Linked DNA regions of Homo sapiens: region 2 is linked to region 1. Evidence: read pairs that join two places in POLR2A ChIA-PET (ENCODE). Cell type or tissue: Caco-2. All regions are shown on one strand. Each heading gives the region's core, and the rest is flanking DNA. Links, peaks and the distances in the headings are about the cores only. Region 1 overlaps GREB1L (GREB1 like retinoic acid receptor coactivator). Region 2 holds the start of GREB1L (GREB1 like retinoic acid receptor coactivator).

What was found. Peaks named below come from ENCODE experiments on the same cell type or tissue, not always from the same donor. Only the 100,000 strongest peaks of a DNase experiment are listed, where the experiment ranks them.
Region 2: POLR2A ChIA-PET joins it to region 1 with 6 read pairs; 5 of 35 experiments call an interaction of 5 or more read pairs at or near these places.

Annotation. Positions count from the first base shown.
Region 1 is chr18:21,399,275-21,411,504 of GRCh38, reverse strand. GREB1L (GREB1 like retinoic acid receptor coactivator) reads right to left here. Exons shown (of 33, transcript NM_001142966.3): 6 at 10,179-10,355; 7 at 7,511-7,633. It overlaps GREB1L-AS1 (GREB1L antisense RNA 1), which reads left to right. Exons shown (of 4, transcript NR_187982.1): 2 at 9,606-9,684. Among named protein-coding and RNA genes, the nearest start is that of GREB1L-AS1, 46 kb to the left of the region's middle. RefSeq lists enhancers at 8,476-8,975, 8,976-9,477. In Caco-2, for the core only: no CTCF peak of the experiment used is centred there; a DNase peak (open chromatin) is centred at 6,864.
Region 2 is chr18:21,230,211-21,242,440 of GRCh38, reverse strand. It overlaps GREB1L (GREB1 like retinoic acid receptor coactivator), which reads right to left and starts at 209. Exons shown (of 33, transcript NM_001142966.3): 1 at 48-209. It overlaps GREB1L-DT (GREB1L divergent transcript), which reads left to right. Exons shown (of 3, transcript NR_183513.1): 2 at 1,106-1,164; 3 at 1,434-1,766. In Caco-2, for the core only: no CTCF peak of the experiment used is centred there; no DNase peak of the experiment used is centred there.

The sequences.
Region 1 (12,230 bases), core at 1,925-9,924:
GCTGGGCACCGTGGCTCACGCCTGTAATCCCAGCACTTTGGGAGGCCGAGGCAGGCGGATCATGAGGTCAGGAGATCGAGACCATCCTGGCTAACATGGTGAAACCCCGTCTCTACTAAAAATACAAAAAATTAGCTGGCCATGGTGGCGGGAGCCTGCAGTCCCAGCTACTCGGGAGGCTGAGGCAGGAGAATGGTGTGAACCCGGGAGGCGGGGCTTGCAGTGAGCTGAGATGGCGCCACTGCACTCCAGCCTGGGCGACAGAGTGAGACTCTGTCTCAAAAAAAAAAAAAGAATCCTTGCCAACATCAACTATTTGTCATTCTTAAATTCACTGCCAATTTGGGATCTGAATATAGTATCTTGTATTTTTAATTTAATTTTCCTCATTACCAAAGTAGTTAATCATCTTTTCATGTATTTATTGCCAACTTGGATATTCTCTTTTGTGAAGTGCCTGTTGAAGTTTCTGCTCACTGTTTCTATTGACATACTTCTCTTATTAATTCATAAGTATTCTTTTTTTTTGTTTTTGTTTTTGTTTTTCTTAAGATAGAGCCTAGCTCTGTTGCCCAGGCTGGAGGGCAGTGGCAAGATCCTAGCTCACTGCAGCCTCAACCTCCTGGGCTCAAGTGATCCTCCTGCCTCAGCCTCCCAAAGAGTGAGCCATGTGCCTGGCCCATAAGTATTCTTTATATATTCTTGATACTAGTTCTTTGTTAGTTTTATGTATTACACATATCATCTCCCAATTTATGGCTTTTTTTTTTACTCTATGGTGACTCCTAATAGTTAGAAGTTATAATTTTAATGTAGTAAAATATCAGTCTTTTCCTTTATGATCAACACTTTGTCTTTTTTTTTTTCTGTCTCCCAGGCTGGAGTGCAGTGGCACGATCTTGGCTCCCTGCAACCTCTGCCTTCTGGGTTCAAGCAATTCTCCTGCCTCAGCCTTCCCAGTAGCTGGGACTACAGACACTTGCCACCACACCTAGTTAATTTTTATGTTTTTGGAGAGACAGGGTTTTGCCATGTTGCCCAGGCTGGTCTTGAACTTTGGGGCTCAAGCGACCTACCCACCTCAGCCTCCCAAAGTGCTGGGATTACAGGCATGAGCCACCGTGCTGGCCTTTATATATAATATTATAATAATATATTCACCTTTATACTGACAGTTATAAAACATAATTTGACATATTTTTCTACAGAGGAAGAGCCTACATAGGCAAAGATATCTAGGGCCCAAGAAAATCATAAAGTGGCCCTGCTTCATAGAGTCTTCCTAAAAGCCATACTATTAGTGACAGGGGCAGAGCTTAGGAGGCTCACCCCATGCTTCCCTACAAGCTAAGGGATAAAACATGTGTTCTTCTAATGGTGGATGAGCATATTATCTTCATTTAGAAAGACAGTACATACCAGTACTATTAATAAATTAATAAAGACTAAATTAATAATCCCCAAATGCTAATTTCTAATTTAAATAAAAACAGAATTCAAATAACATTTATTTCCAGGCATTTGTCTGGTACTAGGTGATACAGAGATAAACAAAAAGAACATAAAGCTTCTAGCGTATAAGAGAATATACATGGTTTGCAAATCATTATAACAGGGAACAGTGTCACACAAGCAGAAGTGTGGTAGCAAGGCTAAGTCATTCCTCACAAAGATGCAAAACAGGCGTTGTTAATTTCAGTTTTTGCAAATGAGGAAAGGAAACCAAGGCACAGAAAAATTGATTGGCTTGCCCCAATTTTCAGCCAATATATGTCAGGTACAGTATCTTAATAGCAGAACTCTGACTCCCAGCCCTGTGCTGTTTACCATCTGCTCTGAAAAACTGCTCACCCCACTGTAGATATTCAATAAATTAGATTGTATTAAACTGAAAGAGAAACAGTGCCACCCCAAAGGATTATGAATTTTCTCAGAGCAGCTTTTTAATCTATTTTTCTAGCTTAATTGAGGCATACTTTATGTATAAAATTTGCCCATTTCAACTATACAATTCAATGATTTTTAGTAGCCTTACCAAGTTGTGTAACCATCACCATAAATCAATGTTAGAACATTTTCATCCCCTTAATAAGAATGCTCACACCCCATTTTCTGTTCATCTCCATTCCCACTCCCTGCTCCAGGCAAGCACTAATCTACTTCCTTCCTCTATAAATTTGCCTTGTCTGCACATTTCATATACACAGAACCATACAATATGTGGTCTCTTTCATCTGGTTTATTTCACTTAACATCATATTTTTGAGATTTACCCATGACATAGCTTATGTCGACAGTTTGTTTCTTGTTATCGCTGGATGGTATTCCATTATATGGATACATCACATTTTTGTCCAGCCATTCACAAGTTAATCAACATTTAGGTTGTTGCTAGCTTTTTGTTATAACGAATAATGATGCTATGAACATCTGCATGCAAGTTTTTATGAGAACATATATTTTCATTTCTCTTGGGTAGATACCTGGGAGTGGAATTGCTGGGTTGCATGGTAGTTTTATGTTCAACTTTTTGAGAAATTGCCAAACTGTATTCCAAAATGGCTGCCACATTTTACCAATGCATTCCTATCAGTGGTGTATAATGGTTCCCACTTCTCCACACCCACAGACACTTGTTACTGTCTTTTTTATGACAGCTGTTCTAGAGGATGTGAAGTAGTATCTCATTACTTTTTTTTTTTTTTTTTTTGAGATGGAATTTCTCTCTTTTTGCTCAGGCTGGAATGCAATGGTGCAATCTCGGCTCACTGCAACCTCCACCTGCCGGGTTCAAGTGATTCTCCTGCCTCAGCCTCCCGACTAGCTGGAATTACAGGCATGCACCACCACACCTGGCTAATTTTGTATTTTTAGTAGAGACGGAGTTTCTCCATGTTGGTCAGGCTGGTCTCAAACTTCTGACCTCGGATGATCCACCTGCCTCGGCCTCCCAAAGTGCTGGGATTACAGGTGTGAGCCACCGCACCTGGCTCTCATTATGGTTTTGATTTGCATTTCCCTGACTAATGATATTGAGCATCTTTTCATGTGCTTATTAGCCATTTGTATCTATTATTTGAAGAAATGTCTATTCCAAATCCTTTGCCCATATTTCAGTTGGACTGTCATCTTATTAAGCTGTAAGAGCTTTTGTAAATTCTGGGTGTTAATACTTTATTAGATTTGTGTTTTGCTAATATTTTTACCACTCTGTTGTTTGCCTTTTCATTTCTTGATGGTGTCTTTTCATTGACAGATAATAACTGTACATATTTATGGGGTACACATATTTTGATACATGCATACAATATGTAATGATTAAATCAGGATAAATAAGATATCCATCACCTCAAACATCTATCTTTTTTTGTGTGTGTATTGGGAACATTCAAATCTTCTCTTCTAGCTATTTAAAAATATATATTATTGTTAACTATAGTCATGCTGCTCTGCTATCAAACACTAGAACTTATTTTTTCTATCTAACTTTATGTTTGTACACATTAGCCAACCTCTCTTCATCCCCATCTCCTCACCCTTTGCAGCCTCTGGTAACCATCATTCTACTCTCTGTCTCCATGAAATCAACTGTTTTTAGCTCCCACGTGTAAGTGAGAACATGTGATGTGTGTTGTTCTGTGCCTGGCTTATTTTATTTATGAGAATGACCTCTGGTTCCATCCATGTTCCTGCAAATGACAGGATTTCATGATTTTTTTACAACTAAATAGAATTCCATTGTGTATATATACCATATTTTCTTTATCCTTAAAATTTTGAAGTGTAAAAGTTTTGAATTTTGATGAGGTCCATTTTATCAATTTTTCCAAAAACAAATCCTTATATTTAGAGTTAATTGACTTATGAAGTTTAAAATATTTTAATTTTGATGAGGCCTATTTTATCAATTTTTCCAGAAACAAATCCTTATATTTAGAGTCATTTGACCAATGCAATTCACTGATGAGAAAACGGTCTGCTCAACAAATGGTGCTGGTACAACTGGATATCCACACATGAAAAGTTGAATTTAAGCTCTCATTTCATACTATACAAAAATTAATTCAAAATGACTCATAGACTTAACTGCAAGAGTTAAAACAATAAAGGCTTTAGAAAAATACTTGGAAATTTTCAAGATCCTGAGTTAGACAAATGTATTTTTCATCTATTCCTGAATTCTCGTCCCGATTAAACATCATCTATGTGTATGTCATGCTTATAATGCAGATAGATAAAAATATAGCCCCCTTCAGTAAAAATGATAGAATATTCCACTGAGATTGGTGGCCAAAATTTGAATTAGCAATTACATGAAAATGTTAAGAGAAGGCCAGGTGCGGTGACTCATGCCTGTAATCCCAGCACTTTGGGAGCCAAGGCTGGTGGATCACCTGAGGTCGGGAGTTCAAGACCAGCCTGACCAACATGAAGAAACCCCGTCTCTACTAAAAATACAAAAATCAGCCGGGCGTGGTGGCATGCGCCTGTAATCCCAGCTACTCGGAAGGCTAGGGCAGGAGAATCTCTTGAACTTGGGAGGCGGAGATTGCAGTGAGCTGAGATAGTGCCACTGCACTCCAGCATGGGTGTCACAGTGAGACTCCGTATCAAAAAAAAAAAAAAAAAGGAAGAAAATGTTAAGAGAAAATATGCAAGCAATAAGTGGTAACCCAGCCAGAACAGAATATATATAGCTTAGCAGGTAGAACTCAAGACAAAGGCATGCAAATAGTGCATTAAACTCTTCTTCAAATACCATACAATGTGTGTACCCATACTTGAGGCTAAAAACTGTTGATTACAGACAGTCACTGACTGCAGATTAAGATTAGGGAGAAAACAATCTCCTATAGAAAGGTGAATCTCAATCCATCAGTTAAGGAAGTGCTGCACATGCTAATATTTGCAATGGTATCATAATGCCAACATGAAATTTCTACAGTCCATTATGTTCAAGTGTCAGAAGAAAGAAATTATTGAAAAGTCTATAAACATAATTCATTAACACAAAAATTTTAGATACAAAGCATCACTTATAAAGGCACTTTCTTTTATTACATTTTCTGGGTTGCATCTGAAATTGTTAATAACTAATTTTCATGGTCAAATTACCACTTACATCCTCACAAGGGACACAAAAGAATGTGAGCATTAAAACTTGGCCACTGTGTTCACGGTGAGTCAGTCAGTGCCTTCCCCTTGCTCCTGGCCTGTGTCTCATGATGGCAACTGGGGAAGCCTTTGCTAAAGCCTGAATCTTGATTTCCTCTTTCAAAGCAAAATTTGTTTACAAATTATATTTTCCGGTAGAATTAAAATTGTATTACTTCTTATTAACATTTTAATATCGTCATTATTTTCAGGTACAACTGGTTATTTACATACCTACCTCTCCCTCTTAGGAAAGGTTACATGTTTTATTGTTCTTTTTTTTTTTTTTTTTAGACAGGGTCTGGCTCTGTTGCCCAGGCCAGAGTGCTGTGGTGGTATCTCAGCTCACTGCAACAGCACCCAGCTAATTTTTGTATTTTTAGTAGAGATGGGGTTTCACTATGTTGCCCAGTCTGATCTCAAACTCCTGAGCTCAAGGGATCCACATGCCTAGGCCTACCTACTAAAGTGCTGGGATTACAGGCATGAGCCACTGTGCCTGGGCCTGTTTTATTGTTCTTTAATCCCTTATATTAGTTTTTTTTCTTTTGCGACAGAGTCTCACTCCATCATCCAGGCTGGAGTGCAGTGGCACAATCTCGGCTCATTGCAACTTCCACCTCGTGGGTACAAGCAATTCTCGTGCCTCAGCCTCCCAGATAGCTAGAATTACAGGCGCATGCCACCATGCCCAGCTAATTTTTGTGTATTTGATAGAGACGGGGTTTTGCCATGTTGGCCAGGCCGGTCTCGAACTCCTGACCTCAAGTGATCTGCTCACCCCAGCCTCCCAAAGTGCTAGGATTACAGGCATGAACCACTGCGCCCAGCCATGAATGTTTTTTAAATCATTGCAGACATCAGTCGAGTACTGAAACCCTGCCTTACAGCAACTGATAAGGTTCTTAAAACGAAATAAACACTTGATACGTTTTTGTTGTAATGAAGTAAATCTTAGCTTTTAATACTGTGGTTTTAAAAATTATATTTCACAGCATAACATATCACGGGATCAATCAAATTACATAAATGATATTCTAAGAGAGACATGCAGGTGTTTCATTAATGTAATGAAGGCTATGCTTTCAATGGCCAGAGCCAAATGCTAACTTGTTTCTTTCTTGAATACCTAGTGACACCATGTTCTCTCATTTATTCTAAAGAGAAGTGGTCTATTCTCTTAGATCAGAGCCTCTATCTAAATCTCCCGTGCAATTTAAAAGCCAAACTTTTTACAATCCAGGAAGAGGTGGACTTAGCTGAGTACAGGCACATAGCAAGAAATGCCCCAAAGAAAGTTAGCCTTATTATCATTGCTGCTGCTGCTGCTAACATATTCTAATAATCACTTCTATCTTGAAAATAAGTAGAAACAATTGACCAGCTCATCAGAATTTCACATTAATTTGAAAGAGGTATGCTGTGTAGCAAATGAAGACCACCTTCTTCTCAATTTGTGATTAACACTGGCAAAGTACATATGCTATGAAGTTTGTGTATCAGATGAGTAAAATGTACTCCACAAAAAACAAGTGAACTGAAACAAATTCACAAAGTCTTTTAAAATACTTTCCTTCTTGCCTAAGATATAACCAAGGCTGGTTTTGAGTAATTTTCTCAAATACTATCTGCAGTGATCTTTTCAGGCAAAGCCCTCCAGCCCTTTGGCCACTTGGAACCATGAAGTTCCACCTGGAATCTTATCTTGGCCTCAGGGCCTGGGCTGGTGCTCTATACTGGAGGAATTTTTAGAAGCCTCAGACTGGTAGCTTATCTGCTCAGTAGGATCAGTCATTCTGCTGATCCTGCTCTGATATTGTGACCTAGTTTCAGGCACTAAGATTTTATCTAGTTATTCATAACCAAGTCCCTCTCTTGTATCACTAGAAACTAGATCCTGGATTCATCCGTTGTGATCCACAATCCTAGCTTAGGACCTTGTTTTGTATCCCAGATGGTGCACTACTCCCTATGACGTTCTGTGGGCTTAGTTAGAGCCCTACCCTGGAACTCCAGTCTTAATGACTGTGTCTCTAATACTTGCCACTGGATGGCTATGATGCAGACTCCCCTCATGTCTGGATTTCCACTTATTGCCTACTGTCAGTCTCCCCTAGAATGAGGTCCTAGGCTCCAGCTAAATTTCCTACCAGCTGTCAGGACTGTGAGGACTTGGATTCTGGTCATCCACAGATTAACCCATCTCAAGGCTGAATTCTAACTCTAATAGTAACTCAAGTAATACCTTTATTTTGAAATATCTCTATTCAAACCAGCCAGCAGTAAGTATATATTTTAAAAAGTCTCATTAAATATACATGTGATGCTTGAAATGCCAAAAGAAAATATCCCATACCTGTCTGAGTGAATCCTGATTTGTATCCATTAGTTGTCCCATTTTCTGGGGTCACAGTTGACGACACTGAAGAGCTTGGCTTAATAGAGTGGCAAGAAGCAGAGGATTGTCGGCTTCTACATTCTGGAAAAGAGTAAAAATCACATTGTATGAAGTGACCAATGTTCTGTTAAAACAGGTGATGGGGACGCAATCCATAAAATCTCTAAATTAAATCGCTGCTCCTTAAGCGGCAGCCACTTTAATTAGAGATCACCTTCCCCATCCTGACTCCAACAGAATGTTTCAACTAGTGAACACAATGCTTTTGTTTGGAAGACAAAGAAATGGTTTCAAAGAAATTGGACCTTTGTTCCCTACATACTAGTTCCCAGAGGAAAAATACTCGTAACCAATATAGTCATGCTAGTTTTATGGGTAAGACAGAGGTTAAAACATTAGTAATTTATGAAAACCTAATAGGCCTTTCAATACCAGTTAACATCCTACCTGGGATTGGTTTAAATGTAGAACAGTAACCTAGGGTCTGTCTAGGCTGCCTATAACCTATTCTCTTCTCAACCTTAATTTAGGTCCAAAAACAGAAGCAAAGAAAAATGTATAGGCAGTAGAGAAAAATTTTAAATGCTCAAATTAATATTATTCTCAGTTCTTATTAAAGGAGACAGCCAATAGTCAAAGTGGTTACGGATCATGATATGCCAAGCTTCATTTTAAGTAAGCCAGTATTAATGGGCCTCTGGTATATTTTAATAGTGCTTTGTACTGATTTAGGTAGATAGTAAATACTATGACAGCCTGTGGGACTGTTAACTTCCAACCAAATTTTACCCTATTCGTCTCAAAAAGTAGCATGTGAAAAAGGAATATAAATGATTTTATATGACAAAGTTAATTACAGATGGTCCTTTAGAGTGTCTCCAAGTTTATGAGATACATACAAGGACTGGAAGCAGTTTTCTATAACCTTCTATGCTATGACCTGCTATGAAGAGCTATTGTATTCTGGCCTAAGAGCTTATCTCCAATAGGTAATATACGCATATATGTATATTGATATTATATGTGTATATATATAAATTATATAAATAAATATAATTTCAGCTCCAAAATAGCAACTATTATAAACGTGAGGCTTCTTTCACAAATGTTATTCTTTATTAGAAAAATGAGGCCAGGCATAGTGGCTCATGCCTGTAATGCTACCACTTTGAGAGGCCAAAGTGGGTAGATGACTTGAGCCCAAGAGTTCGAGACCAGTCTGGGCAACATGGCGAAACCCTGTCCCTACAAAAAATACAAAAATTAGCCAGGCACAGTGGTGTGTATCTGTAGTCCCAGCTCCTTGTGAGGCTGAGGTAAGAGGATCACTTGAGCCTGGGGTGGGAGAGGTTGCAGTGAGCCACTGCAGTCCAGCCTGGGCAACAGAGTGAGAGCGTGTAAGAAAGAAAAGAAAAGAAAGGAAAGGAAGGGGAAAGGAAAGGAAAAGGAAAGGGAAAGGAAAGGGAAAGGAAGAAAGAAAAAGGGAAAGGAAAGGAAGGAAGAAAGAAAGAAAAGAAAAAGAAAAGAAAAAAAGATAAATGAAAAGAGAAGGAAAGGGAAGGAAGGAAGAAAGGAAGGAAGGAAGGAAGGATGAATTGCCACTGAGTACTAAGAAGTTAAAAATATTTTATGCAACCAAAACAAGGCTAAAGAAGGGAATTAAAAGGGAGGGAGGTGATACCTATCCTATTTTTATCCTTTTCTTAGGATTCATGACATTCAAAATGATTTTTCTGAGAAAAGTAATTTAATAGGATAAACACTTATCTATAATTCACCAGCTTATGATTCAGTGGTCACAAGCGTTAAGTTCTGATGATACCTGTCTCGGAATTATACCCATTTCCTAAAGAACTATATAATGCTACTTCAAAGATAACTAAGAGAAATTAAGGTGAAGGACTCAGAAACAAATCTGCAGTTGTAATTTGGAATATTATGCTGTTTTTCATAGTCAGGAAAAACATCAAAAATAGTTATTATATGGAGAAAAAAATCTCAGCACCTAAGAAACTGATCAATAGAATAATAATTAAATACTTCTTTTCTTTAGCACAGTGAAGAGAACTTCTGTCAATCCTGTCAAGCACATGAAGATGTGAAGTTTCAACTGGATTCATTTCTATAAATAAGTTAAGTTCTTCCTAATTTATAAGAAATAACACTTGGACAACTTAATAGTGTATTTTCCCAGGTATTATGAAGAGAACATTAATGTTTATTCTAAGTATGTTTAGGTCTAGTTAAAATAGAAAAAATACAGATGTTTGAGAATCTCCAAAGAAATTAAATAGAGTAAAAACGGCATCTAACCAAGGAGCTGTCACCCTGAGGTCCTCTCTAAAGGACAGAAGAGCTGGAAAGAGTCCATTTTTCCCCTTGAGAGCTGTACCCCCTTCCCAAGAGACGAATACAGAGACATTCACTTTCCTAAACTTGAATTGTCTCTGTTAAAATTAGTAAGGGGCAAGTCAAATAACCTACCAGAAGGCTTTAAATTTTGGGATATCCTTCTGAACTTAGGATATTTATCTGTATCCCACCTGAACTCTGAATCTTGTATGGGTCACTTGTCACCACCGTAAAATCTCCATTCCCTCCCCTTTTCTTCCTGGAAATTGACTACCTTTCCAGCAGATAAGAGGTCCTTTAGACAGTACACCCTGGGAGCTTCTGACTAGGTAGTACTTTAAGTGCTTCTGCTTCTTTGGCTGAGTGGTGAGCTTCAAGTTAATGTGGTTGGAAAATTCCGTGAAATATCGAAATCCTCTTTCTCCACAGCCGATACAATTTCCAGAAAACCCTGAAGTCAGGAAAACCAATGTTACTAATGGCCTTGTAAGTTGATACAATACTTTTACGTATTAAACAGCATAGAAACATTCACATTCTTTGACCCAAAAATGTCTCAATCTCAAGGAAATAATTCAGAGGGAAAAAAACCAGGTACATGTTTCTTTAGCAGAGTTATTTTATAACAGTGAAAGACTGGAAATAATTTAAATGCTGCTCTAAAAGGAAAGGAAAGGTTAATCTCTAAAAGATTAAGGAAATAGAGTAGATAAATACAGTAGATAATGGTTAAGGTTAAGGAAATAGAGCACATAATATAATGAAAAGCTTGGTTCTAGAATGTCTATTATTTCTTCCCCACATACTCCTTCCTTAGAGAACCTGCGTCCTCACCCTGGTTCTCTGCCCTCTCTACCACTCGAACTTGCCTCCATGGCCACAGCTGGTGAGCTTGTGGCCCACCGTCTGACCCAGTCTGGGACAGTCAGAATCTCTCTCCTGGAATTTTGAAATAAATACAAAAAGTCAGGCAGGTGGTACTGGACCCTGGATTTGTAAGGTTTTAGAGAATTGGAATCCGAATTAGGGTTATGTCAGCCACATGTAAGCTAAGGTACGGGAACCAAGAACCATGAAGGGAAGCTGATCTGCGAAGAGGAAAGCAGAGCACAGGCCAGATGTTCAAATTCAGGGCTTTGTCAGCTTCTAGTTTCTGTGAGATCTAGCTATACTTTCTGACAGGAGTTCCATGAGATTCCTATTTCCCCTTTTCTAACACCTGTTTATTCATACTGGCTTCTTATTCCTTTAGATCTAATATCCAAACAATTCCTCACTCAGACAAATCAAACAAAATAAAAATTTTGGTGACCTGGTTGGAACAGGGGACATGGAAAAAAGAAGAAACAGAAAACTGGGAGGATGAAAAGCCATACTTTTTTTTTTAATTGAAAATCAATTTTTCCATCCCCCTTAATACACAGAGTAAAGCAGACAATAAGAGTGAGTTCTTCTAGTTGTGTCTGATGAGGGCATAACACATTTACTGTTATATAGATGAACAGGAAAAAAAAAGTTGTAATAAGAAAGGGCATTCCATATCGTATAAAGGCAATATTTCTATATGTAAATAACAGAAAACAAATTCACTGATGAAGTGATACACTCTTTTCAGACCCCTAAGCTAACCTGATATATATTAATAATTAACAAAGATATATAAATAGAGAAGAGAAAAGCCACAAGGATTAAAGATAGAATATTTCACAACATCCTAATCTCAGAATGCTAACCATCAATTCAAAGCATTTATAAATTGGAAGTCCAATTTGTTATGATTCAATCAACAACTATTTATTGAGCATCTACCTATATGCTAGGCATTTTGCTAAACACTGGGGAAACAGTGGTGAAGAAGAGATATTCATAACCTCTGGTCAATCACATAGAATTAACAACTTATTACCGCCACTTTATAGACATGCAAACAATATAATTTTATAAATGACTTAAAATATATTCAGAGATGGATTGTATTTGAGAACATTTGACTATTTGTCCAATACCTTAAAGCAGTAGCCCCTCCCCGCCAAAAAAAGGTTGCCAGTGGCTGTCTAGGTCACTAAAGTTATCCATCCATCCATCTATCCACCCACCCATCCATCTATCCATCCATCCATCCATCCATCCATCCATCCATCCATCCAACCATCCATCCATCCAACCATCCAACCATCCATCCAACAAATACTGTACTCTATTATGTGCTAGACACTGTGGCAGGCACCAGGTTTTTTAGCACTGAACAAAGCAGACAAAGTCCCTGCCTTTGTGGAAACTACATTCTGGTCTGATTATGGCATCTTCATGGAAAACTGCCTGACCT
Region 2 (12,230 bases), core at 2,632-10,631, 170 kb after region 1:
GACCTCTCACCTCCTGCCCGCGCCCCGGAGTCCCCGCGGCCGCTCACCTGGCCCTAGCGGGGCGCGAGGGCAGAGGACCAGGGGGTGGCCCTCGGCTCGGCCGGGCTGGTCTCCCCACCCCCAGTGCCGTTCCCTGCGCCGCGCTGCGCTCCGCTGCTCCGGCCGCCCGACTCCGAGGTGCTAGCGCCGCCGGCGGCTGGCGTCTCTCTGGCAGGCGCGCGGTCCGCGCGCTCAGTTCCCCGGGGCGGAGCGAGGCGGCGGCCGCCGCAGCCGGAGGCGGATTCCTCAGGTGCTGCCCCTCCCGCCCGCCCTGGCCTCCGCAGCGGGGACCCCCGCGCCCCCTCCCCCCGCCCCGCCTCGCGCCTTCCCGCTGCCTCGGCGTCCGCGAGTGGCTTTTGGGGGTCCCTCGCCCTCTGTGAGGGTGGTGGGCGCGCATTTCTCCCCTACCCCCCTCCAACGACGCCCCCCGCCCAGCCTGTGGAGCCCTCGATGCGCGGTCCTCACGCCTCCATTCCCAAACCCCGCCGCACAGACGAACGCGCAGCCCCGCGGGGGTGTACAGGGGGTCGTGCGGGGGGGGGGTCTTCTGTGAGGGAGGGCTGCACCCCAGTGTGCTGACGCGCGAAGCCAGGAGGAAAAATTATTTCCCCTGGAGCCCGCGTTCATTCAGCCTGCTCTCGCCTCTGCGCAATTGCTTTCTCTGTTCACTGGACGGCGGCTGAAGAGCCCCAAGCGTGAACTCGGCCTGGGCAGTGGTGGCTCGGAAACCCTTGGCCTTTTGCATGAAGGGGGTAGGGTGGGGGCAGGGCGCGGACAAAACCAAACAAACCCGGGAGCTCCGGGCCCAAGCCGACTTTTGCACCTCCCGGAGGAGCACGCCCTCCGGCCCCGGGCCCCGGCTCGTCGGTAGCCTCCCGGGACCACGGGGACGGCTCCACCCCAGGGCAGCCGCGTCCAGCTGGCCCTGGGCCTTGACGGGTGCTGCGGGGAAAAGGTTCTTGAGAGATGCTGCGGCCCGGTAGAGAGATTTAGCTCCACTTTTCACAGCTGGAGGCTTTTGTTATTAGAGATGCGGCTCCATTTTTAAAACTAATTGTTGCCACAGATAGGCGACTACATCTCTGGAAGCAGCAGCTCCATGCTGGATGTGGTGGAAGAATCGAGGTAAGGAAAGGCTGATGTATTTTGAGTGCCTTTAGTGCAGTACAGCCCGGGGGAGCTCCCCGTGTGCGTGGGAGTGGGGAGGCAGCCGCGGCGCCCAGGCCCGGGTGGGTTGGAATCATTGTCAAGTGATAGGTACCATTTAAAGACATTGTCAATTAAACTAGTTCTCATACGATGTCCCAGTACTTTTGTTTGCTTGTCTTGCATTTTTCTTTTTTGCCATATCCGAAATACATTTTTTTCTTTCCTGTCACTTTTGATCCATGCAGAGGGAATGGACTGGAAGTTTGGAATCACCGGAAAATAACAAGGCATAGCTAAGCTGTGACTAGCAAGATAAACGATTTGTTCGAGGTTTGATTGTCCTTTCCCTCCTCCACTCGGAAGACATAGTTGTCTTTTTTTAAATCATGTTTTGTACCGAAATATTTTTATTTTATAATTGAATCCCTGTTGTTGGGCCTTTAAAAACCCATAGAAACATTGTTATGTGCCACGAAGGTGGGAAACACGGCTTTCTCAGTCATTGCTGTACTCCCACAATTCTGGGTCATGCACACAATACAGGTTTAGTAAATAAAATCCGTATGTTTTTGGCCCCACGCGGTGGCTCATGTCTGTAGTCCCAGCGCTTTTAGCCTGGGTGACAGAGACCCTGACTCAAGAGTGTGTGTGTGTGTGTGTGTGTGTGTGTGTGTGCGCGCGCGCGCGCGGGCGGGCTTTAAAATAACTACAACAGAAAGGTGCAGATGATTAGCAATAGCTAAAAGAATCCAAAGTCACTTAGTAAACTCATCATGAGAACTGGCCATACACGTGGAAAAGACAGTGCTGTAGAAACTGAAATTTTAAGTTCACCTGGTGAATATAAACTAAGCTCATAGAAGTTAAAGCAGGTGAGAATCTTTTGAAAAACTCAACCCATCACAAGGTCTGTAGAGTGTGTGGGGGTTGGGCAGAAGCAAAACACCTTCCAATTTAAAGATAAGGACACTGAACAAGGAGCCGCTTTAAAGTAAAACCACCAGTGCAGTTTTCTCTCTTAGTGCAAGGACCATTTGTTGAGTGCCAGGTACACTAGACCCTAGAAATGTGAAAGCAAATCTGGCAGTCACTCAAGGACCATAGTCTAATATTACAGGACTCTGGTATTCATTCTTCATCCATTCAACAGATATTGAGCACCTAATGTGAGTTAGACGGCACAATATATCAGTAGTAGTGGTGATTTGTCAGTAAACAAGGCAAGTCCCTAACAAGGGTAAAAGTGAGAGTAATCTATATATCCTGGTAGATTGAAAAGAGTTCAATGCCATCTTCATTAGATAACAAACTCCCAGCCGGGTACAGTGTCTCACGCCTGTAATCCCAGCCCTTTGGAGGCCAAGGCAGGTGGAACACTTGAGGTCAGGAGTTCGAGACCAGCCTGACCAACATGGTGAAACCCCATCTCTACTAAAAATGCAAAATTAGCTAGGTGTTGGTGGCACACACCTGTATTCTCAGCTACTTGGGAGGCTGAGGCAGGAGAATCGCTTGAATCCTGGAGGCGGAGGTTGGAGTGAGCCAAATTGCGCCATTGCACCCCCAGCCTGGGCAACAAGAACAAAATTCCGACTCAAAAAAAAAAAAAAAGATTTCACACTCCTGTGTCCTGAATTTGTGTTTCTGCCTTGTCTTCCCTTTGGGATTTCTATGTCCCTCAGCATGCCCAGTAGACCTCCATAATTATAAAAGATGATAGGGTTCAGAGTGAACATTCTGAAAAAAGGTCCCATAGTTTTGAATCCTGACTCCAGCCTGGTGACAGAGTGAGACTATGTCTCAAAAAGAAAAAAAAAAAAAGAAGATGCATTAGTGCCTGAAACACTTTTTTTTTTTTTTTTTTTTTTTTTTTTTTTTTTGAGACAGAGTTTTGCTCTTGTTGCCCAGGCTGGAGTGTAGTGGCATGAACTCGGTTCACTGCAACCTCTGCCTCCCAGGTTCAAGCGATTCTCCTGCCTCAGCCTCCTGAGTAGCTGGGATTACAGGTGCCCGCCACCACGCCTGGCTAATTTTTTGTATTTTTAGTAGAGACGGGGTTTCGCCATGTTGGCAGGCTGGTTTCAAACTCCTGACCTCTGGTGATCTGCTCGCCTCAGCCTCCCAAAGTGCTGGGATTACAGGTATGAGCCACCATGCCCAGCCCGGAACACTATTAAATGTTGACTGTGATCATTGCCTGTGCATCCCTCCACTCTCTCCCATAACAGTGATTCCCAAGTGTTTCTACATAGATACGCTGCCTTAAAACCCTAAATTTAGTGAAAAATATGAGACTCACAACAGAGTTCATACATAAATGGCAGAATCCTTCTGGGTAGTTACTGTGACGATCCTTCACCTTGGCAGTGGAGGAAGTTCTATGATTACATCCTGGTTCTGCTCTCAAGGATGAACACCACTTTGCATTTATTTCTGTGGCCCTTGGCTCCACACTCTGGAATATTCTTCCTTGTTCATTATTCTCCATGACCATATCTGAAGTGCAACTAGGAAGTAAGCCCTCCAGAGACTTCACAGTTTTCACAGCGCATTTCCTGCTGGTATAAGTTTGGAGTCCTGAGGGCTCATTCATACTTAAGGATTTTGTTTTGTTTTTGGTTTTGTTTGTTTGTTTTTCCTTTTTGTGGACAACGAGGTCTTGCTATGTTGCCCAGGCAGGTCTCAAACTTCTGGGCTCAAGCCATCCTCCAGTCTCTGCCTCCCTAAGTGCTGGGATTATAGGCATAAGCCACGACTCCTGGCCTACATGTAAGGCATTTTAAAGGCCAGGTTTATAGCTGATTTGACCTTACGGTTTTCTTAGACACTTAGTAGACTATTCTCTTCCTATGAGTTCCATGGACCAGTAATCATACCCAAAGTTCTTTCCTGGGCAAAGCTGCAAATACTTTATTTCTTTGCTTCCTCACTGTGTTTCCCTTTCTCTCAATTTAAGATCTGAGGCTTAGTGGCTCAGCATACGCATGCATTATAAGAATTCACCTTCTGGCCGGGCGCGGTAGCTCACGCCTGTAATCCCAGCACTTTGGGAGGCCGAGGCGGGCCGATCACAACGTCAGGAGATTGAGACCATCCCGGCTAACATGGTGAAACCCCGTCTCTACTAAAAATATAAAAAATTAGCCAGGCGTGGTGGTGGGCGCCTGTAGTCCCAGCTGCTCAGGAGGCTGAGGCAGGAGAATGGCGTGAACTCGGGGGCAGAGCTTGCAGTGAGCCGAGATCATGCCACTGCAGTCCAGCCTGGGTGACAGAGTGAGACTCCGTCTCAAAAAAAAAAAAAAAAGAATTCACCTTCTACTAGAAAGGGTGCTACTACTTTCCCACTCAAAGCCAATTCACTGGAAAGGAAAACCAACCTACCACCATCTTCGTCAGAGGGGAAGATACACTGTGGGGAACCGAACAAAGGTCTCTCTAATTCCAGATCGGATGCCAGTTACCAATGCTGAATGATCTAGATCTTCACTTAGAAATATGAGCAGATAAAAAATATCACCAATCATAAGGAGAGAATCTACCATTTGAAAGAAGAGGACCAAATGAGAGCAAATATCACCCACTAAAATGGAGTTAATGCAGGAAATAAGACAAAACTTTTTTAAAAATCTTGTTCATGTTCTTAGTGAAATTTAAAGAGTAACAAGCAGGTTGTGAAAATGAAGCAATCTGAAAACCAGAATGATGTTGGAAATTAAACAGTAGATGACTATTTAAGTTGAAAAAACTAAGCAGTTAATAGAAAAAATGGATACTGCTGAAAACTGAATTAGTAAATTATAAGACCATCTCAATATTTCCAGAGTACAGAGCAAAAAGATGAAGAAATTGAAATTGTGAAAGAAAAAATAAAAGAGAAAAAATAAATTCAGGGGAGCTACTATTGATATGTTGGAAGCTTGAAAAATAAAATGGAGCACATGATATACACTATAACTGCAAAACATCATTAAAAGAAATGAAAGAAAACCTAAGTAAATGGAAAGACATCCTGTGTTACTGGATTTAAAGACCTAACATTGTTAAGATGGCAGTAATCTCCAGGTTGATCTACAGATGCAATATAATCTCTATCAAATTCCATTTGCCTGTCTTGTAGAAATTGATAAGCTGATCCTATAATTCATATGGAAATGCAAGGGATCAAAAATAGCCAAAATAAACTTAAGAAAAAAGAACCTAGTCAGAGGACTACACTTCCCAATTTCAAACCTCATGACAAAGCCATAGTAATCGAGACAATGTGGTGCTCATATAAGTACATACAGATCAACAGAATAGAATTAAAAGTTCAGAACTAAACCCATGCATCTGTGGTCAACTGGTTTTCAACAAGGATATCAAAATAATGCAATACATTGGGAAAGAATAGTCTTTTCAATAAATGGTGCTGGGACAGGTGGATATCCACATGAGAAAGAATGAATTTGACATCTACTTTACAGCAGATACAAAAATTAACTTAAAATAGATCACAGATCTAAATGTAAGAGCTGAAACTGTAAAACTATAGAGTTATTTGACACTGGATTAGGTTTCTTAATATGACACCAAAAGTACGAGCAACAAAGGAAAAAGCTAGATAAATTGATTCATAAAAATTGAAAACCTTTGTATATCGAAGGACAGAATCAAGAAAGTGAAAAGACAACCCATAATACGGGAGAAAATATTTGCAAATCATCTATCTGATAAATATCTATTATGGAGATATATAAATATCTATTATGTAGATATATAAAGAACATATATGTATATATATAAAGAATATTTGATGCTTCTTGCAATTAAATAAAACTCAATAAAGAGGTAAATAGAGAAAACAAAAAGTACTGGAGAGTAAAAGCCCCGTGGGATCTAAAAAATTATTGATAATGTTTTTATAAAATCTAATACAAATGCTATATAGCATAGAAAAAACAAAAATTGAAATATTAAAAATAATCTGTAATTAAAATCCCAGTTTATTTCAATAAATTTGGGTGGTATGGGCCCTTGGGGAGTGAATTTTAACCGTTAAAAGTCTCACTATGTTTGGAGAAGAGAATGGGAAATAAGAAAATATATACCACCAGGCACAGTGGTTCACGCCTGTAATCCCAGCATTTTGGGAGGCCAAAGCAGGAGGATCACTTGAGCCCAGGAGTTTGAGACCAGCCTGGGCAACATCGTGAGACCTTGTCTCTATAAAAAATAAACAAATTAGTCGGGTGTGGTGGCATGATCCTGTTGTCCCAGCTACTTGGGAGGCTGAGGTGGGAGAATCACTTAAGGCCAGGAAGTTAAGGCTACAATATCCATTATGGTGCCACTGCACTCCAGTCTGGGTGACAGAGATCCTGTCTTAAAAAGAGAAAAGATACATCCTTTTTTTCTTTATAAGCATATCAGTTATTTATAAACATATCAGGTTTTTTTTTTGTTTTGTTTTAAAGATACTGACCACAACTTCTTGTAGAACTTTCAAATAATTTGAGAAGAAAGAAATACAAAGAAACCAAAACCAATACCACTTCACCAACACCACAAAAGTCAGGAAGAAAAGGGAAAAACAAAGCATAAAAAAGAGAAAACACAATTTAAGGTGTATGAATACATTCTTAGCATCAATAACAACAAATTCAGTGGGCTAAATTTCCCTATTGAAAGACAAAAATCTCTCTGAAAAAACAGAAGAAAATACAGCTATATTCTCTTTATGAATAATATCTGAATTAAAACAACATAGATTGAAATTAAATGAATGGCCAACAAAGGTAAAACAAGTGAAGACAAAAAGAAGCAAAAGTAGCAATATAAAATCAAAGTGAAATTGATGATTTAAAAGAAAGCATGGGCCGGGCCTGGTGGCTCATGCCTGTATATCCAAGCACTTTGAGAGGCCAAGGCAGGCAGATCACAAGGTCAAGAGATCCAGACCATCCTGGCCAACATGGTGAAAGGCTGTCTTTACTAAAAATACAAAAATTAGCTGGGCGTGGTGGTGTGCACATGTAGTCCCAGCTACTCGGGAGGCTGAGGCAGGAGAATCACTTGAACCCAGGAGGCAGAGGTTGCAGTGAGCCAAGATTACGCCACTGCACTCCCGCCTGGCGACAGAGCAAGATTCTATCTCAAAAAAAAAAAAAAAAAAAGCACTGCCAGGCATGGTGGTGCATGCCTGTAATCTCAGCTACTCAGGAGGCTCAGGTGGAAGGATCTCTTGAGGCCAGGAGATTGAGACCAGCCTGGGCAACATAGCGAGAACACCACCCCACCCCTGCTGCCACCTGCCCCATCTCAAGAATCAATGAATGGGCCAGCTGCGGTGGCTCATGCCTGTAATTCCAGCACTTTGGGAGGCTGAGGTGGGCGGATCATGAGGTCAGGAGTTTGAGACCAGCCTGACCAACATGGTGAAACCCTGTCTCTACTAAAAATACAAAAATTAGCCAGACATGGTGGTGCACACCTGTAATCCCAGCTACTCAGGAGGCTGAGGCAGGAGAATCACTTGAACCCAGGAGGCACAGGTTGCAGTGAGCTGTGCCACTGCACTCCAGCCTGAGCGACAGAGCAAGACTCCATCTCAAAAAAAAAAAAAAAATGAATGAATGAATACAAAAAATAAGCATTAAGTAGGACAAGACAAAAGAATAGTGAGTATCTTTTGAACACACCTGTAGTGAGAATGCTTTAAATACATCTCAAATAATCTTTACTACTCCATGGAGTGACTGTGGTTAATGCTTTCTTTCATTTTGCAAATGAGGACTAGACATCAGAGAGATTAAATGATGTTCATAGTTCACAGTGATAGATGGACATGGAACTCAAACCCTGATATGCTAATTCTAAAGTGCAAGCTCATAACACCAAAATATTTAAATAAATAACTAATGGGGATAAAAGAATTTATTTTAAAATTTTTAACCCATTTCTTTAAGAATTTGACAGATCGCATAGACCAAAAATAAACAGAGAGGATTTGGAAAAATAAAACACATATGTCAGGAGGCTGAGGCAAGAGAATCGCTTGAACCTGGGAGGCAGAGGTTGCAGTGAGTGGATATCGCGCCACTGCACTCCAGCCTGGTGTCAGAGTGAGACTCTGTCTCAAACAAACAAACAAACAAGAAAACACATGTAATACATATAGATAACGTTGAACTCTAAAAAGATAGTACATGCATTCTTTTCTTTCTTTCTTTTTTTTTTGGATGGAGTTTTACTCTTGTTGCCCAGGCTGGAGTACAATGGCATGATCTCGGCTCACTGCAACCTCTGCCTCACAGGTTCAAGCGATTCTTCTACTTCAGCCTCCCAAGTAGCTGGGATTACAGGCACCCACCACCACGCCCAGCTAATTTTTTGTATTTTCAGTAGAGACAGGGTTTCACCATGTTGGCCAGACTGGTCTCGAACTCCTGACCTCAGGTGATCCACCCACCTCGGCCTCCCAGGGTGCTGGGATTACAGGCATGAGCCACTGCACCCGGCCTACATGCATTCTTTTCTAAAGTCCAAGAATATTTACAAACATTGAAATGTTCTAAACCACAAGGAAAATCTTAACAAATTCTAAAGAATGGAAATCTAGAGCTTAAGCCATAGTTTTTGACCCTAAAATAAGAAAACTACAAATTAATTATTAAAAGAATAAATCTGCTTGATGAGTTAATTTTTTCTATATAAAAAATAAATATAATCTGCAATTACAGATTAGTTAGAAGTTATGAACAGTTAAAACATACTTACTAAAACCCAGGGGTTCATGACATTGGATTTGGGAATGATTTCTGAATATGACACCGAAAGCGCAGGCAGCAAAAGTAATAACAGATAAAACAGACTACATCAAAATAAAAAACTGTGCATCAAAGGACACAATCAAAGAGGGAAAAGAAAAATTACAGAATGACAGAAAACATTTGCGAATCTTGTTTCTGATAAGCGGTTAATACTCAGACTATATAAGGAACTCCTAAACTCAATAACAACAACAAAAGACCAGGCTGGGCGCAGTGGCTCACACCTGTAATCCCAGCACTTTGGGAGGCCGAGACAGGCAGATCACTTGAGGTCAGGAGTTCAGGACCAAGCTGGCCAACATGGTGAAACCCTGTCTCTGCTAAAAATATAAAAATTAGCTGGGCGTGGTAGCACGTGTGCCTGTAATCCCAGCTAGTCAGGAGGCTGAGGCAGGAGAATCACTTGAACTCAGGAGGCAGAGGTTGCAGTGAACCAAGATCGCCCCACTGCACTCCAGTTTGGGTGACAAAGTGAGACTCCATCTCAAAAAACAAACAAACAAAAAACCAAAAGACCAACCAGATCAAAAAACAGGCAAAGAATTTGAGTAACATTTTCCTAAAGAAGACATACAAATGGCCAACAAGCACATGAAAGATGCTCAACAACACTAATCACTAGGGAAATGCAAATCAAAGCCACAATGAGGTACCACCTTATACCCAGCAGCATGGCTACTATTAGAAAGAAAGAAAAAATAAAATAACAAGTATTGTCAAGAATGCGGAAAAATCGGAATCCTTGTGCGCTGCTGGCAGGAATGTAAAATGGTACGGCTGCTGTGGAAAACAGTATGGCAGTTCTTCAAAAAATTAAAAACAGAATTGCCACACATGATCCAGTAATTCTGGATATACACTTAAAAGAACTGAAAGCAGAGACTCAAGAGAGATTTGTACACCCATGTTCATAGCAGCATTATTAACAATAGTCAAAAGGTAGAAGCAACCCAAGTATCCATTACAGATGAATCAATAAATGAATCAATAAACAAAATGTGATAAATACATACAATGGGATATTATTCTGCCTTAAAAAGGAAGGACCTCTGACACATGGATCAGCCTTGCTTTAAAAGCAAGCCTTGCCAGCTTGCTTTTAAAACTCTCTAGGTTATTTTATTTTGTTTTATTTTATTTTATTGAGATGGGGGGTCTCACTGTCACCTAGGCTGGAGTGCAGTGGTGCAATCTCAGCTCACTGCAACCTCTGCCTCCCAGGCTCAAGAGATCCTCCCACCTCACCCTCCTAAGTAGCTGGGATTACAGGTGCACACCACCACACCCAGCTAATTTTGTATTTTTAGTAGAGACGGGATTTTGCCATGTTGGGCAGGCTGGTCTCAAACTCCTGACCTCAAGCAATCTGTCCACTCAACCTCCCCAAGAGTTGGGATTGCAGGCATGCGCCATCACACCTAGCCTAGGTTATTTCATAATGTCCTCTTTAAATGCTTACCTCTCTTCACAGATACATTTTAGTAGAGAGATAATAATATCTGATTTTTTTGAGACTACACAGAATGAGTTGTTGGAATTTTTCATGTTTCCTTGGATTGTTTTTCTTAGGTTTTTTTTTTGTTTTTTGTTTTTTGTTTTTTTGAGATGGGAGTTTTGCTCTTGTTGCCCAGGCTGGAGTATAATGGCGCGATCTCGGCTCACTGCAACCTCCCCATCCCGGGTTCAAGCGATTGTCCTGCCTCAGCCTCCCAGGTTGCTGGGATTATAGGTACCTGCCACCATGCCCGGCTAATTTTTTGTGTTTTTAGTAGAGATGGGGTTTCACCATGTTGGCCAGGCCGGTCTCGAACTTCTGACCTCAGGTGATCCACCTGCCTCGGCCTCCTAAAGTGCTGGGATTACAGGCGTAATGGTTTTTCTTTTTAACTTTTTGCTTGTTTCTTTCACATTTTTAATTTATTTACTTATTTTCCATTCTTATACATGTTTCATGCTGATATTTTCTTATTTTAATTACTTAAGTAATTCAGTTAATTGCTGAAGAATAGTGTGGGGTGGAGGAACTGGGCAAAGGTTAAATAAATTGAGGGAGTCCCAGCTATGATTTGGAATTTTTGGTCATTAATGAACTCTTATCAAATTTGATATATCCTTTCTCCACGGACATGTCTCCTTTTAGTTTTGGACATTAAAAAGACAGTGTTGGCCGGGCGCAGTGGCTCATGCCTGTAATCGCAGCACTTTGGGAAGCCAAGGCAGGCAGATCACTTGAGGTCAGCAGTTGGAGACCAGCCTGGCTAACATGGTGACACCTCATCTCTACTAAAAATATAAAAATTAGCCAGGCATGGTGGTGCACGCCTGTAATCTCAGCTATTTGGGAGGCTGAGGCAGAAGAATTGCTTGAACCCGGGAGACAGAGTTTGCAGTGAGCCTAGATCGTAGCACTGCACTCCAGCCTGGGCGACAGAGCAAGACTCCATCTCAAAAAAAAAAAAAAAATGCACAGTAAACCTTTACATCTTTTCCCTGTCATCCAGTAATCACTGTCTCCCGTCTTTCCATTTTACCTCTGACAGTCTCCCTTGGCCTCACTACTGAGTTATCAGTGATAAAAATGCCATGGTTACATAATTTCTATGACTTACCTCAGATGTTCTGTAATATAGTACTTTCCCCTTACCTCAGGGGATACATTCCGAGACCCCCCAGTGGATGCCTAAAACAATGGATAGTACCAAACCCTATATCTACTGTGCTTTTTCGATCCGGTAACCAAGACACTACTAAGTGACTAACAGGTGAGTAGCAGAGATAGGGACACCTCTGTTTTATTGTGCTTCACTTCACCGTACTTCAGATACTGCATTTTACAGACTGAAGGTTTGTGGTAACCCTAAATCAAGCAAGTCTATGCGTGCCATTTTTCCAGCAGTGCTTACTTCATGTCTCTGTGTCACATTTTTGTAATTCTTAAGATATTTCAAACGTTCCCTTTTTTTTTTTTTTTTTTTGGAGATGGAGTCTTGCTCTTGTCACCCAGGCTGGAGTGCAGTGGCATGATCTCGGCTCACTGCAACCTCCGCCTCCCGGGTTCAAGCGATTCTCCTGCCTCAGCCTCCTGAGTAGCTGGCGTTACAGGCACACACCACCACACCCAGCTAATTTTTGTATTTTTAGTAGAGACGGGGTTTTGGGTTTTCCCGTGTTGGCCAGGCTGGTCTTGAACTCCTGGCCTCGGGATCCACCCACCTCGGCCTCCCAAAGTGCTGG